Regions from separate parts of the Mus musculus genome. Here region 1 is linked to region 2. The links are chromatin loops, found by intact Hi-C in ENCODE. Cell type or tissue: heart. All regions are shown on one strand.

Region 1 (8,000 bases), 370 kb after region 2:
TAGGAGTTGTGTGTCATCTCTCCCACCTGTTTCTCTCTTGCCCTCTAACTTGCAGCCTGGCTTTGGAGGACTGTGCAGTGCACAGCACACCTACATTTTGGCTCCTACTGGGAACACATGCATTGCCCGTGGACTCCTCCTTGTCTGGAGATCAGGTTGCTTCCAGGAGCGCCCTCTGCTGTCCCCTAAGGGCTGTCCCTTGTCAGTCAATGTGCCTCCAAACCGTGTCTATAGGGGGAGAGCATCTGCACCCTTGTCACAAGGGTAAGCACCTGGTGAATACGTGGTGGATGTGGTGGATGCCCACAGGTGAGACCAAGGCTCTTTAACCCCATGCCTTCTCTCAGCACATCTGAGACAGCTGAACTAGGATGGGGCAGAGACATGGGTGGGGCCTCTGAGCCAGTATTGCAAATGGTTTGTGGTGACTGAGAGTGTTTGAGGTTTCTCTGTGGAAACCACTTTGGAGCTGGAACTCAAGGAACTGTGGTTTTGATGAGAAAAGGCATCGCTATGTATGAGTGGTCCTGGAGGAAAGTCATTTTCGTCCCAAATAAGGGATCAGTGAGCAGCCAGGGTGCGATTCCATGGCAGAAGAGGCAGCCCTTTCCATCCCTACCCTGCAGCTTGTCAAGTGCTCGCTTCTTTCCTTCCAGGAACATCTCTGGCTGACCCTGTGGGGTCCTTCGCAGGACCTTTTCACAGAGGAATGGGTCCCTCTGAGCTCAAAGACTGAAAAATTGCAGTTTTCTCTGTATCCAGGTTAAAAGAAATACTTACTGGCTTTGGGTATGAATAAATTAGATCCAGAGCCGGGTGTGGTGGCACACGCCTTTAATCCCAGCACTCGGGAGGCAGAGGCAGGCGGATCTCTGAGTTCGAGGCCATCCTGGTCTACAAAGTGAGTTCCAGGACAGCCAGGGCTATACAGAGAAACCCTGTCTCAAAAAACCAAAAAAAGAAAAAAGAAAAAGAAATTATATCCAAACAATATTCAGAAATTACCTTTAAAAAATCCACGTAGATGGAATGACATGCATACTGACTCACATGCACACTAAATGTGTGTGTGTGTGTGTGTGTGTGTGTGTGTGTGTGTAGTACTGGAGACCAAACTCAGGGATTTGCATGCAAGCCATCTGACACAAAGCCACACCCACAGCCAACATATGCTTTTTTAATTTTATTACTTTAAAATTGTTTATGTATATGAATGTTTCCCTGAATGTATGTATGTATGGGTTTCACATTTGTGTCTGGTACCCAAGGAGGTTAGAAGTGGGTATCAGATTCCCTGGAACTGGAGTTACACATGGTTGTAAACCACCATGTGGGTGCTGAGAACAGAACCCATGCCCTATGCAAGAGCAGCAAGTGCTCTTAACCACTGAGTCATCTTTTGAACCTCTTTTTTTTTATGTGTATGGGAATTTTGTCTGTGTGTATATATGTATGTGTACCATGTGCATGCAGTATCTGTTGAAGCCAGAAAGAGAGTGTCAGATTCTCTGGAACTGGAGTTACAAACAGTTGTTAGCCACAATGTCAATAATGGGAATTGAACCTAGGTCCTTTGGAAGGGCAGCCAGTGCTTTTAATCTCTGAGCTATCTCTCTCTCTCTGTACCCACACCTTCTTGTTTTATTTATTTATTTATTTATTTATTTATTTATTTATTTATTTATTTATTTTTATTTTGGTCTTTTTGAGACAGGGTTTCTCTGTATCGCCCTGGCTGTCCTGGAACTCACTTTGTAGACCAGGCTGGCCTTGAACTCAGAAATCTGCCTACCTTTGCCTCCCGAGTGCTGGAATTAAAGGCATGCACCACCACGCCCGGCTTCTTGTTTTATTATTTTATGTGTATGGGTATTCTGTTTGTGTATATGTCTGTGCACCATATGAAGGATGCTGAAGGAAGCCAGAGGGTATCAGATCTCCTGGAACTGGAATTACAAATGGTTTCCAGGCGCCCTGTAAGTGCTGAGAACAGAGCCCAATCCTCAAGAAGCACTTCCATTGCTCTTAACCATGAGCATTTCTCCAGTCACACATGCTACTTTAAGTTCGTTTATTATTGTCCTTTGAGATAGGGTGTCTTTATGTAATTCTGGAACCTGTTGGGTAGACTGGATGGCCTCTAACTTGAAGATATCTGCCTATCTCTGCCTCCTGAATTCTAGGATTTAAGACATGTACCACTGAACCTGGCTAATTTCTTCAACACCTGTAGTTTCCCACAGACCAAAACCAGTATCTACAGACAGATATGTGCACCATCTTTGCTTTTAATGGTAGGAACAGCCTCCAAGCCCAGCCTCACAAGATCTGTGAGAGGCCTTTACAACCATCTGCACTAAAATGAAGCATACTTGTATCTAACAGTCTCCTCAGACAGCAGGGGACATTCTCCACCACACTTGGAGCTTTCTGGCGAGGTGCACCCTGGGATGCCTTGGCACACACTATTGAGAAAGACAACACAAATGTAAGCAAGTGGGACTGTGCCCTAGGTGGTTGTGTGGGGCTGACAGGAAGGAAAGAAGTGATTCAGCCACATCTGCTCCTGGGGCTGTCCTTGAAGAGTGAACTTCCTTGACCTTGACCTCTGGTCTCCTACTTGGTCCTACCCTCCTCCTTAGTCACTTAGCAGTTGTCTCTGTTAGACACAGCTGTCTGTGTAGATTGTTCCGTCCTGTTGATGGTGTGTTCCTTTCTTCATAGCCGGTGAGCTTCCTGCTCATCTGGGACTGCTTTTCCTCTTGCACCTTCATCCCACAACTGTGTTTCTCCCCCCACCCCCCGCCCCCCACAACTTCTCCAGAACCAACAACATTACCACATCCACAGCTGTGCCTCTGGCCATCATTGATATGGAGTGCCTTTGCAGGGCCTTTGCAAGCAAGGCTTCCAACTCAAGATGATCCAGCTCTGAGAGTCACCTCATTTTGCCTTCTGTGCAAGGATGCTTGTATGGTCTATGTTTAGTCTATATTCCATCCCAGCACGCATTGTGGTTGCTCCCAGCCTATGCAGGGCTTTATTCAGACTGGACCCTTGCTTTCTGTCTGGCCTTGTGCTGGGCAGGTCCAGCCCTAGCAGCTGGTCCATTTGTGGTTCTGTGTACACCCGCTGTCTGGATGTCTGCTTCCTCAACTGCACCCCTTGCTTCAGCATCTTGTCTTGCTGACTTTTCTTGGTCTGTATCTGTTATCAGATTGTTTATTTCTTACCTTGGGTCCACCCTCTTTCCTCCCTCCCTCTCTTCCTTCCTTGCCTGCTTCCTTCCTTCCATTCTTTCTTGTTATTTGAGATAGCAGCAAGGTCCTGTAACCAAGGTTCGTCTTGACGGAGCTCTGGATGACTTGATCCTGATGCCTTCGCATCTGCGTGCCTTATTTTCTTAGCTTATAGTAATGCTTATGGTCACCCCCTCCCTCAGCCTTTATCCAAAGTTTTACTTTCTGTGGTTTCAGTTCCCCACAGTCACCAAAAGTCCAGAAACTCTGTGGAGGGAAATTCCAGAAATACACAATTCATGAATTTTAAATGTCCCTACATTATGTGTAGGGTGGTGAAATCTGACTCTGTCTCATATAGAATGGGCATCATCCCGTTATTACCCCCAACATACCCACACTGTGGACTCTGCCCTCTCCTTAAGTCTCTGTTCTGAGAGCGACTGTGCCTCCATTTAAGTGACCCTCTCTTTACTCAAGAGCTCCAAAGAGTGGTGACCCTGGAATTCAAATATGTCTTAGAGAAGCTAGAAACTGTTTCCTTTAATTAAAATGGTAAAGGTCTGTAATAAAGAAAGAAAAACTGGAAGTATACTGGGCTTGTCAAGGGCTACATAAAACTGAGTTGTCTGTCCTCAGAGCTGAGAGGAAGGAAAGAATTCTGTCTATTCTGCGCTTGGTTGTTTAGCTCCTAGAATGCCCAGTTTATAAATTCAATGTCACCACAGGTATGTGAGGGGAAATTAATATATGTAGGACTTTGTGGTTGTTACTGGTTTCGTGCATTTGTGTGAGTTTTTTGTTTTTTCCTCCAGAAGTGTTGTGAGATGCCTTTGCTTGGACCTTCTGTGCAGATGTGTGGCATCATGGAGAGAGATGGGTGCAGGACCCCAGCCTCCGGCTTGCCTGTGGAGCCAGCATCACATCCCTTGTCGTGGATGGGATGAGCACACACTGGAGAACCAGTGGTGAGATCCGAGGACCCAAGCAGCTGGTTAGATAGAGCCCTGAACTCTGGAATCCTATGATTCTCAAACCAAAGGGGGCACCTCAGAATAATAAGAAAATGGAATTCGGAGATTTAGAAAGAAATCACAATGCCGAGGCTCTCTGGAGCCCTAGACTTGTGTCACCGCGGGTCAGAATCTATAGATTCATGTTTGGCGTTCTGATTCCCAGGCTTTTTAGCAGGAAGTTTAAGGCTTGAGACCATTTCAGCCTTTCTTAGTGACAGAGTTCTGCTTTTCAGTCAATACTGCCACCCTGTGGAGATGCTCAGGGCGGAGTAGCTTAGAAAGGACTCGGTGTTCCTTTGCAAGTGAAGCAGGATTCCTGTAGTTGTGGATTTTGTGGTGTCTCCTCTCAGAAATCTCCACAGTTCCATGGCCCAAGTCAGGCTTTGGCTTGTGTGGATGGTGCATCTCATGACAGTGGAGACTGTCACTCCTCCCTGCTGTGTGCCAAGCTCTGTGTGGACCAGGCAGGTTACTCCCCTTGGGAGATGGAGGTGTCACCATCCTTGACGTTTATGTCAGCGGACATTCCTGTCCTAACCTAGCTATGACTGTGCAAACAGAATGGAGCCAATCTGCTGAAGAGGCATCAGCAGGCTCATGCTCACCACAGCACCATTTACAGCGGCCAAGAAACAAAACCCAAGTGGCCGCCAACAGAGGGATGGATAAATGAAGCGTGGCTTGCTCTACTTTTATTTGTCGGCCATGAAAATGGGTGTCTCTTGTGATAGGAATTTATTTGATTAGAGGATGGGATACAGAGCAATTAAGCCAGGCACAGAAAGACAAACAGATGTTCTACTCCATATTGGAGAGCTAAAAATGTTTATCTTAAAGGGGAAGTATGTTTACAACCATGGGAAAAATCTCCCTTCCACTTGGGGTTCTTCTAGCCTCACCATTGATGGGCCAGGCCTGCCTGGGGAGGGGACAGAGGGATCACTGGAACCTGAGGGAGAGGTTTTCCCAGGCAGGTTGATTATGTAGACTCTTTCCCTAGGGAACAAGTGTGTGGGGTGAGGGGCAGACAGTGGAGAGGAAAAGTCACTGACCAATGGACTTATCCATGGATTACCATCTTTCTTGGTTGAGGGAGGCTAAGGTGTCATGACCTTACTCCTCCATTTTCAGCCTGTAGATGAATCATTCAAGGGCAGGGGAGAAAGCTGGATACACCTTTAGGATGTGAGCTCAGCTTTGAGACCTTTCTGTTTCCACAGCCTTGGAAGTTGGGGGCCCAGCTTGTTTTGCCCAGATCAAAAACTAAGTTGTGGACCTCACCTGGCCAAGATAAGCTTGGTTGGGGGCAGGTGTAAGCAACATCTGCAGGGGAAGTGTAGTCTCTTGCTGCAGTGGGGCAGGCACTTGGCTAACCCTGACTCTGTCATCAGGAATATTTCCAGCCCAGAGTTAAAACCAGGGAAAAGATAATGACATGGGGCCGGGGGAGACAAAAAAAAATTTCATATCTGCTGAAGGTAGAACAGCGCTGTGAGATAGAGACATCCAAAGCACCTTACCCTTAGTGCTTGCTGTTTGCATGTTACATCCCAGAAAAGCTCCACTCTGGTCTTCCCATGTAGCCCCTGCTCTACCCACTACAGTGTGGTCTGAACTTGAGCCCTTGGCACCTTCAGACGTTTCAATCCATCTCCTCACCCCGTCTCATTCCTCTGCAACTCTGCTTCTCATTGGGGTGGGTTATACCTCTCCTGCCTTCCCTTGCCTCTTGAACTAATTAGCTTGTCTTCCTATAGAGAATATCAAAGGTTTACTTAGAAGCAGTTTGGGAGGCTCAAAGTCTAGCGTTGGGCAACTAAGCTGGACTCTGGAGAGGGAAGCTGAAATTATGATGGGAACCCGAATAGGCAGGAGAGATCTGTTGGAAAGCAGGAAGCCAAAGAGAATGAGGGATTTAAAAAAACAAAAACAAACAAAAAACCAAAACAACAACAACAACAACAAAACAACAATGCACTTGGACGAGGACTGTAAGCAACTCTACCACTTTAAGTACCGGCGAACCAGTCACCTTCCACTTGATCTCACTTTTTTTTTTTTTTTCCCCTTGAAGTAAGGTCTCACTATACAGCCCTGCAGTCCTGGAACTCACTGTGTAGAGCAGGCTTGATTTGCCTTCTGGGTGCTGAATTAAAGGTTGTGCCACCAGGAAAGGCGAAACAACAGCATATCTTTGAGACAGGCTCTCATTCTGTAGCCCAGGCTGCCCTTGAATTGGCAATCCTCCGGCTCCAATCTCCTGAGAACTGTGATTATAAGAATGTTTCACCATACCCAGCTGATACTTATTGATTTCTCATTTAACGTCATTGTTGTTAGAAAAGGCACATGTTCTATGCTGGGATTTCAGGAGTTAACCCCCAAGCCTGCGTTAGATAGCCCTTCTTTCTTTTTTCATTTATTTTTATATTTTATATGGCTACGCACCACTTTTGTGCAGTGCCTGCAGAGGCCAGAAGAGGGCATTGGCTCTTCTAGTACTGGAGTTAAAGACAGTTGGGAGCTGCCATCCTATGAGCACAAACTGGGTTCTGTACAAGAGCAACAAGTGTTCCTTAACTGCTGAGCCAACTCTCCAGCTCTTGGGCATCATTTCTTAATGGTCTCCAATACCACTACCTAGAAGGCCAAGATCTCAACACATAAACCTGGGGGATATACTCACCCCAAATTCAATTCAGCTCTTCTCCCAAGGGCTTCAAAGACTCCTTCTGGACCTCCTCAGAGAAGACAAAATAACCAGAGAGAGCCTGAGAGAGACCAGGCAGCAAGGCATCTGCTGTGCAGGAAGGACCAAAGGTCTCATCCACACAAAAGCCAGGCAGTGCAGATTACTAATCCCATTGCTGGGGAGACACGGGAGACAGGGACGGGAGACAGGGACGGGCAGACCCTTAGGAGGAGGTACAGGGATGCATGGTTGAGCTGGAGAGTTAGTCAGCTGTAAAGAGTGCCTTTTGCATTTGTAAAGAGCACAGGGCTGGGTTCTTAGCACCCACCTGGCAGGTTACAAGCTGTCTGTAACTCCAGTTCCAGGGCATCTGATGCCCTCCTCTGTCCTCCAAGGACATCAAATACACATGCGTAAGCAAAACACTTATACATGTAAAATCAAAATAAATAATTTTTAAACAAAGATATCTTTATTTATATGAGTACACTGTAGCTGTCTTCAGACACACCAAAAGAGGGCATTGGATGCACATTACAGATGATTGTGAGCCACCATGTGGTTGTTGGGAATTGAACTCAGGACCTCTGGAAGAGCAGACGGTGCTCTTAACCACTGAGCCATCTCTCCAGCCCATAACATGAAAGAGAGAGACAGAGAGAGAGACCTGAGGGTGACCTTTGGCTTCATCTTCTACAACAGCCAAATGGCCAGATCAGCCCTAGCAATCAACAGATGTCTCTCTCTTTCCTTCAGACACGGAAGGTCAACTGTATGAAACAGTGGAAAGTTTAAAAACAAAACAAAACAAAACACAAAACAAAAACTATTGATAAATGTAGCAACATCTTTGAGGGCCAATGGGGCTTCAGGCTGGAAGAGCAGCCATGGAAGGTGTGTACACACTACTTAGGCAGAACCTGTAGTCAGAAACTCTCTGGATGGGGCTGGAGAGGTGCCTCCATGGTTAAGAGCACTGGCTGCTCTTCCAAGGGTCATGAGTTCAATTCCCAGCAACCACATGGTGGCTCACAACCATCTATAATGGGATTT
Region 2 (8,000 bases):
CTCCCTTCTCACTCTCTCTCCATCTTGTTCATCTCTCACTCGTTCACTTCCTCTCTTTCCTCTCTCTCCTTCCCACCTTCTCTTTCCTTCTGTTAAATGATTTTATTATTTTGCATTATGTAGATGTGTGTGTGTGTGTGTGTGTGTGTGTGTGTGTGTGTGTGTGTGTGTGTGTGTGTCTGCGCACACAGGTGCGGTGCCCACAGAGGCCAGAGGATAGCATCCGATCCCCTGGAACTGGAGTTAGAGAGTTTATGCGTTGACAGAGGGTGCTGGGAACAAAACTCCATTCTTTTGCAACAGCAGCCAGGGCTCTTAATCATAGAACCATCTCTCCAGTCCCTCTCCCTTCCCTTGTTTCTTTTCTTCCTCCTCCAATCTATTTCTACCTAAATCCCTTTCTTTCACTCACGGTGACAGACTAGTTCAAGTCACACAAAAGCAAAGATCCCAAGATTCCTAAGACTTTGGTCAGAGTTCAGTGAGGACAGAAACCACATCCATATTGAAAGAGAAAACAGATGAGAAGTGGGTTTTAATGGACACTTGAGAACACAAGTGCTGGACCCAGCTCTCGGCTCCCTGAGAATCTTCCATTCCAAGACTGCGGCAGCAGAAGAGCCCAGGGAGTGGGGTGCTGCTCCGTGGTGCCTGTTCCATAGGGACTGAGAAAAACGCTCTATCTAGTGCTGTGAAGCTGGTGGCCCCAAGAGAAACAGAGTCTCACCATCCTGCAGACCCAACATTCCCTCTTGCTGTTTGTTGCAAGTTCAAGCAGGGATTGTTGGTGTGATTGATCTGGTTGGTGATCAGGACCCCCACTCCAAGGGGCCTGGGGCTTTTAGGTTAAGAGCTCTGGCCTAAAAGCCACTAGTGACTCTTCCCTCTAAATTCTGGAGACCAGAAATCTGAACTGAAGTCAGATTGTCAGGGTTGGCTTCTCCTGAAAGCATGGGAAAACCAGGCCTCCCTTCCAGTGTCTGGAGGAGTCCTCTTAGCTGGCAGTCACATCACTGCAAATGCTGGCCCTGTGGTCATATGGCCAGCTCTTCTCTGGTTCTCCTTAAACATTTTCTCTTAGCAATCCAACTCAGAGCCCGCGTTAACGCCAGCTGGCTCCATTCAGAGGTTTGTAACTTGACTGCTCTGTAAGGACCCTTTCCTCCAAATGATCCTGGTCACAGATGCGAGAGGTCCTGACTCCCACATATTTGGGGGAACACTGAACCTACCCTAGTGGGTTGGAGTTGAAGGTCCCTGGCTGAGTGGTGGGCACCCCTTTTGCATCAAAATGCCTCCTCAGAATGAGCAGATCGTTGTCCATAGGGACTGTAGTAGCCTATACATGCTTGCAAGAGAAAGGTCCTCAGACACAGACAAAGGTCACCTAGTGTTTTGGGTTCCCAGTCAAGAGCAGTTATGGTTAGTCAGTGGATTAGCAAGGAAATGTCACAAGCACAGGCAGCCCCTGGGCTGGGCTTTGGAGAGAGGCTGGCATTTATATAGAAAGAAATGGGAGAAGAGATGAGACCCAATAAAAGACACACACACACACACACACACACACACACACACACACACACACACACACACATACACACACACTGTCCCCCACCCCACCTCATCCCCTGCATGTTACAGTTTTTCAACCTTGGAGTAATAAAGTTTTAACTTTTTTTCCTTCTTTATCATTGTGATACTTATATGTAACAAATTGGCCAGATAGAAAATGTGTAGATCAGAGAACCACCTGCCTCCACCTCTTGAGCTCTGAGACTAAAGACGTGGGCCACCACTGCCTAGCTAGAGAATTTTTTGGGGGGGTTGGTTGTTTTAAGATTTATGTATTGTATGTACACAAGTGTTTTGTCTGCACGCATGCCTGTACACCAGGAGGTGACACATGCATAATCTAAAAAGGAGGGCGGATCTCTGAGGTCGATGCCAGCCTGGTCTACAGAGTGAGTTTGAGGACAGGCAGGGCTACACAGGGAAACAAACAAAAAAATGAAACTTTATGTCTGCCTGTCTCTCTCTCTCTCTCTCTCTCTCTCTCTCTCTCTCTCTCTCTCTCTCTCTCTCTCTCGTGTGTGTGTGTGTGTGTGTGTGTGTGTGTGTGTGTGTGTGTGTGTGTGTACCTGTGGAGGCCAGAACAGGACACTGGATTCCTTGCAGCCGTAGTTAAGGTATCTGTGAGCGGAGCTCACACAGGGAACATTGGTCAGAGTGTACAGTCACATGGCAGCATCATCAAAAGTTCAGAGTCTTTCTCTGTAAAAGTTCCCTAGGACTTGTTGGAATTTGATCCCTGTCTAGGGTTCCACTCTAGGTAGGCACTGACCCTGTAGAGTTTGTGTTTGTTTTGATTTTCCCTTTTTCCTTGATGGACTTATTTTGAAGTCAGTCCTTTTAAATTGTGGAGTATTACTGATACCACAATGTGGAGAACTTTCATTTTCTCCTGTTCTACGTGATATATCCCTGCAGTGACCCTTTTTTCCCTGTTCTGGAATTTAAAATAAACTTTTAAAAATTTTTCTGTGTTAATTTCCTGTTTTCATAATAAAATGCCTGTAGCTGGGAGACATGAATCTTTCTTAGCTCACGTTTTTGGGGAGCTCATAGGAAGACAATCACTGTGTGTGTGTGTGTGTGTGGCTGTTCTGCCTGCATGTATGCTTGTGTACCATGTGCATGCAGTGTTCTCAGAGTCTAGAAGAGAGCCTAGATCTCCTGGAGCTGAATACAGAATATATACAGAATATTATGAGTCTCCCAGGTGAGTGCCACAAACCAAACCCTGGTCCTCTGGAAGAGAAGCCAGTGCTCTTGACTACTGAGCCATGCCCTCAGTGCATAGCTATGATCCACATTTATTAGTAAAATAATCGACCAAAAATATTCTCAAAAATAATGACCACCTTTAGGTGAAGGTGAAAACCAGCTGGCTGTAAATACGGGGAGTGCTTGCTTCCACCTCTCTCACAATTTTCCTGAAATTTTGCAAATAGATAGAAATGGGCTAAAAACTCAAATACAAAGTATTTAGTATTAATATTAGTACTAGTATGCATAGCAAAGTGCCCACCACGCTGTATTTTTTATCCTAATGTGGATGTAATGAAATAGCAATAGAGATACTGCAGTACAAATTTTCTCCAAGGAGAGCACCAGATCAAAACGGTGTTGAGCCACGCACTTGCGGGGACTAGTTCCTTTGCTCTTTGGCGGAAGCTGGATGGTTAACATACAATTCAATCAGGAAACCGACGCCTGCTGGTTTGTTTGGTTTTTTGTTTGGTTTGTTTACTTAATTTGAGATAGGATCTCACTTTGTAGACTTGGCTGACCTATCCTAAATGCTGGGGTCAAAGCCGGGGACAGTGTCTCCCAACTGAATCGTCAAGACAACCTGTGTAGAGTCCAAGATCTGGCTGAAGAGCCCCCAGACCTTTGTTTTGGGACAAACCCGGCTTTCTAATGTGCCGCGCGGTACTACCTCGGCCAGGCCACCAGGGGGAGACTGCCTATTCTCTTCCAGGTCAGGAGTCCTTTAAGGCTTTTCCATTAAGCTATCCAGGGACTCTGGTTATCTCTGAAGAGCCTTTGGTAGTCACTGAAGGGCCCCCGAGGGTAGACAAAGCCTCAGTAGCTGGTGGCCTTCTGGGTATCCTTGCACTGCTGAGAGCTGGATTAGACTGTCTTGCGCTGTGATCAGCCACACAGCTCACAGACCTCCGTGCAGGAAGTGGTTGGAAGCGCAGACAGCTGCGACACCCGAGTCACCAGAGCCCTAAACCTGAAGAGAAACTGAAAGGAAGGGGCGAGAGATCCAGGAAGGAAACAAGCTGACCACCAGAAATGAATGACCAGCTTACAGCACAACCCTGACTCTCTTAAATGGCCACACCCTCAGACACTAAAGATGGTCCACAACCTAAAGGCTTTCATTGGATGCTCTGTGGAGACTTGTCCAATCACAAGAGCCCAGGAAGTCACCTCATTTGCATATTACAGAATTCCATAAGCTTGACTTCTGCTATTTTTATTTCAAGGCACTGCTCCCTCAGAAATCCTTGTTTCTCCTGGCTGATGACAGATGATCTTTCTTCTTTGCCAGAACACAGAGCTGTCCACAAGGAGGTGGTGCCTCACCCTCATGACACCTACTAATGCGATTTAGGAGTGCATATTCCAGCCTCACAGGGCAGAGTGTGTAGACCCATGTTTAGGAAATAGAGCAGGCCTTTGGAAAGGATGGAAGGCATGACCCTTTATGATTAAGCATGGTGTTGACCTCGAGTCTCTAATCAGAGACCATCATACACTACACCCGTGGAACCTCTTCCTGTAAGCAGTAAATGGAGACTGACTCTCCCTCCCTACCCTTCCCCCTCCCCCCTCCCCCCAACCCCTCTCAGAATCCAGGGCAGCACAGCCCGAGGTTTGCTCATGTCCTTTAGGATTGCCGGTGGGAGCTATGCTTTGCCTGCACCAACTCCTCCAGCTAGCTCTTCTTGGCTCTGAGAATCCAAGAACTGCAGAACCAGGACAAGCTGGCCTCTAACTTGCCCCATCCTTTTTACTGACCCACCTGACCCAGCAGCGAGTTGAGCACAGGTCACCAGATACCTGGTTAGTAAGGTAGTCCGCTCAGCAGGTCTGGTATAGGAGGGGGCCTGGGCAAGTTATGGGATGAGGGGTTTGACAGAAGGCTGGGTGCATTGACCAGCCTGCAGAGCTGTTCAGTCTGAGGCCAGGGGACAGAATTCAGAAAACCCTAGTCATCAGAATACAACCCTTACATTTATGAAAGGAACCACAGGGACTCAGAAGCTGCCCGTCAAAAGAAAGAAAGAAAAAAAAAAATACTTGTCCTGTCCCGCCCCAAAATAAAATCTTGCTAAAACCAGACTATATGTTTTGTGAGTTCAGTCCTGGCAGGCTTGCGTGCTGTATCAATGGCAGGGCTGCATCGGTGGCTGCTCTCCTTCTAAAATCTTATCAGTCCTTAGCCTTGTTTGTCTCCTAAAAATTCCTTAACAGCACATTCCTTTTCATGACAGTTTAACAGAGAATCTTTGTTTCAACTCAGTTATCCATCTCCAAATTAAAATTCTCATATGGAAATAAAGCACCTCAGGTGGGCAGCCAGAGCCACAGACCTTGTGGACGCCTCCCTTTCCTGGGAATTTTAGCAGACTTCTGGTTAGCTGGGAGCCTTTGCTGGAGAAAACTAGGTGGGTGTGTGAAGTGGCCTTTGAACTGACCTGCCTGGAGACAGCTGTAGCCAGCTCCCTTAACCACGAGGTGACTGGGGTGAAGCCAGAGCCACATCCAGTTTTCACTAAGGAAGAAATGCCATAGGCTACACCCCGAGTCTCTCAATAAGTCCCAAAGGGGAGTTAAGAATTTCACCCACAGTCTGCAGGGGAGGTGCTGCCAGAGAGCCTCTGGATCATCAAGGCCCGACTAAATGACTTGCATGTTAGAATACAGTCAGCATGCTCATAGGTTCCACCTCTATAGATTCAGTTAGAGACCAAAAATAACGGGGGGGGGGGGGGAACAACCAACTAACCCAAACAACCCCCTCATCTAGAATGTATTTTATACTGTTGACCTCATCATTTTCCTCAAACCTAGTATACAAAATTTGTAATATAAAACTAGTCCATAGTGCTAATTATATTAGACATTAGAAGCAACCTAGAGGATTTGTCAAGCACCAGATGTCTGTCCATGGGTTATAGACAAGGACCTGTGCACATAAGGACTTTGGTACCAGAGTACTAGGACCAGCTGGCAATGCGCAGGAACTGAGTACCTGCAGTTCTTTATCCAGCAGCTAGCTGTATTGGCCTGTTATCTAGCACGCACACTTGTAAGTTTCCCACGAACTGTTCCCAACATGGCAGCACTGTTGCAGGAAACCCAAGCAAGGTCAGACTGAAATATGCCTTAAAACCTAGCTCTTTTCATTTTTTTTTGTCCCCCAGCAAAATCAACAAACAAAACCAAAAACACTTGCTGTTTCTCCCCCATAGTCTTTAAACACATGACCACAACCCTGCCTCAGCATGCTGGTCTCAGCATCCTGGCTTCAGCCATGCCCAGCTCTCCCAACCTTTTCTAACCTTACAGCCTAGTGATTGTTTTTGTTTTGTTTTGTTTTGTTTTGATATAGGTTTTCACTATGCCGCCTTGGCTGACCTAAACCTTGCTGTGTAGACCAGGCTGCCCTCAAACTTTTGAGATGTGCCTGCCTATGGATTAAAGGCATACACCACCATGCTCAACTGTCTTTTCAAAGTTTGGAATACTCAAATCCCAATCTTCTCCACTTCCCACCCCACCAGCCCTTTGGGGTCCATTGATGCTGACATGGTCTCTCACCATATCCATCCTGCATCTTATGTGCAGACAAGAGATACTTATCACATCAATATAGCCCACCACCAAATTGTACTTCATGTGTAGACAGTGTCAAAAGGATGGATACATCTGTCTAGACCATTTGTACACATCACTTTTACTTACAGTATCCTGAACCAATCATGAAGTCCAGCTCATCTCTCCTGTCTCATGAGTTCCGTCTTCTCTCCACATGACCTTTCTTTCACCTCCTAGCAAAGGAACCCTGTTGGCCTATCTTATAATGGTGTGGAGTAAAGTAAGCACTACCCTGAGGACCTGGAGTGATGTCTTGGGTCACTGTGCCTCTAAGTTTGCCAGGCTCAGAGAGCTGACATTCACCCAGCAATGAAGGGGAGGAGCGGAGCATGTCATCTTGGGGAGTGTGCCTTTAGGTTTCTGCTGTCATCGTGAAATCCCTCCTCCAAATGCTAGCAGTAGGAAGGTGAGATCTTAAGAAATGACTGGGTAAAAAGGGTAGAGCTTCATGGGGGTTGAACGGTGACTGAGGAAGTGTCCTGTGTAGCAGCCATTTAGGGTGCTGTTGACAGCATGTGTGAACTGCAGGCTACTAACTGGCAACAGAGCTGTGGTGTGAACTTGAGGCACTTTACACATCCAGTCTGCTGAGTCCCGGGTCCGTGTTCATTGGGGGTGGAGGTGTTTACTCAGACATGGCCATAAGGTTTCTGGGCCAATCTAAGCTCTGAGGGACAAACCTATTGCTTGTTTCTGAGCTACCACCAGGTGGCCTAGACCTTCTCCACACCTGCTAGTCTATCAGTTTAATGTTCATTCTGGTCCCCAACAGAGACCACGTTCTGTCACTGAGGAGCACACTACTCAGGGCTGCTCTCGCTGCCTGCCATCTGCATGACTCAAGGATCAAGGATGCTACAGCCTGGGCACCCAGTCACCCTGGGTATGAATGTGACCAGTCTGTTACCTTCCACCCTGGGTGCATCTGCGCAGCTGGCCAGCCCTCTGCAGACCCTGTCTGGTGGGCTAAGCCAGAGTCCTCTCACCACGATGTCTCCTCTTGGTCCTTCTATCCATCCATGGATCCTGCTTCCCAGATGCAATGCCCACAGCCAACGCTGGGTTTGGGATGACACACACCCACACCCACACCCCATCCTGGAATATCTTAGTGACAGTCTCCTTATCTTGCTTTCAAAGGTATCAAAGTCCTTGGAACCTGGTCAGGGAAGGGGGAAGCAGCTGTGTAGACAAAGACTAGGAGGTATGGAAACAGAGAGGCTGGAGCAAACCACTTTATTCAGCACTGAAAACCCAGCCCACCTGCGAGTCAAGTTGAGGCCGGTCACTACATCCAAGGCTGGGGCCTTCTGGGGACAGAACATTGTTACCCGAAACCTAAATACATCTATGTCTTTGGCCCCTGACCTGTGTCTGTCCACTCTGCCGGGTTTTGTTTCTTGGACTAGTTATCTACACACACGATGCTGCAGGCAACCACACTACCGCTACGTCACAAGTTTTGTGAAATTCACCTATTGGAGAAAATATGAGGTGAGCAAAAGCCAAAACTACAGCGAAGTGAAGCACCCGGCGGCCTGGGGATG

The links. A loop is a pair of places that touch in the nucleus more often than their neighbours do. Peaks named below come from ENCODE experiments on the same cell type or tissue, not always from the same donor. Only the 100,000 strongest peaks of a DNase experiment are listed, where the experiment ranks them.
Region 1: it touches region 2 in a loop (6-fold over the local background); 9 of 42 quality-filtered maps call a loop at or near these places.

What each region holds. Positions count from the first base shown.
Region 1 is chr11:59,293,644-59,301,643 of GRCm38, forward strand. No RefSeq gene overlaps it. Among named protein-coding and RNA genes, the nearest start is that of Wnt3a, 6.9 kb to the left of the region's middle. In heart, CTCF peaks have their summits at 192 (motif pointing left), 4,505 (motif pointing left) and 6,723 (motif pointing right); no DNase peak of the experiment used is centred here; H3K27me3 peaks cover 7,047 bases.
Region 2 is chr11:58,924,616-58,932,615 of GRCm38, forward strand. It overlaps Btnl10 (butyrophilin-like 10), which reads left to right. Exons shown (of 6, transcript NM_001363414.1): 6 at 1-1,993. Rnf187 (ring finger protein 187) reads right to left here. Exons shown (of 4, transcript NM_022423.2): 4 at 7,673-8,000. Among named protein-coding and RNA genes, the nearest start is that of Rnf187, 10 kb to the right of the region's middle. In heart, CTCF peaks have their summits at 3,507 (motif pointing right) and 7,159; DNase peaks (open chromatin) are centred at 3,826 and 4,636; H3K4me3 peaks cover 618 bases; H3K27ac peaks cover 885 bases; H3K27me3 peaks cover 223 bases.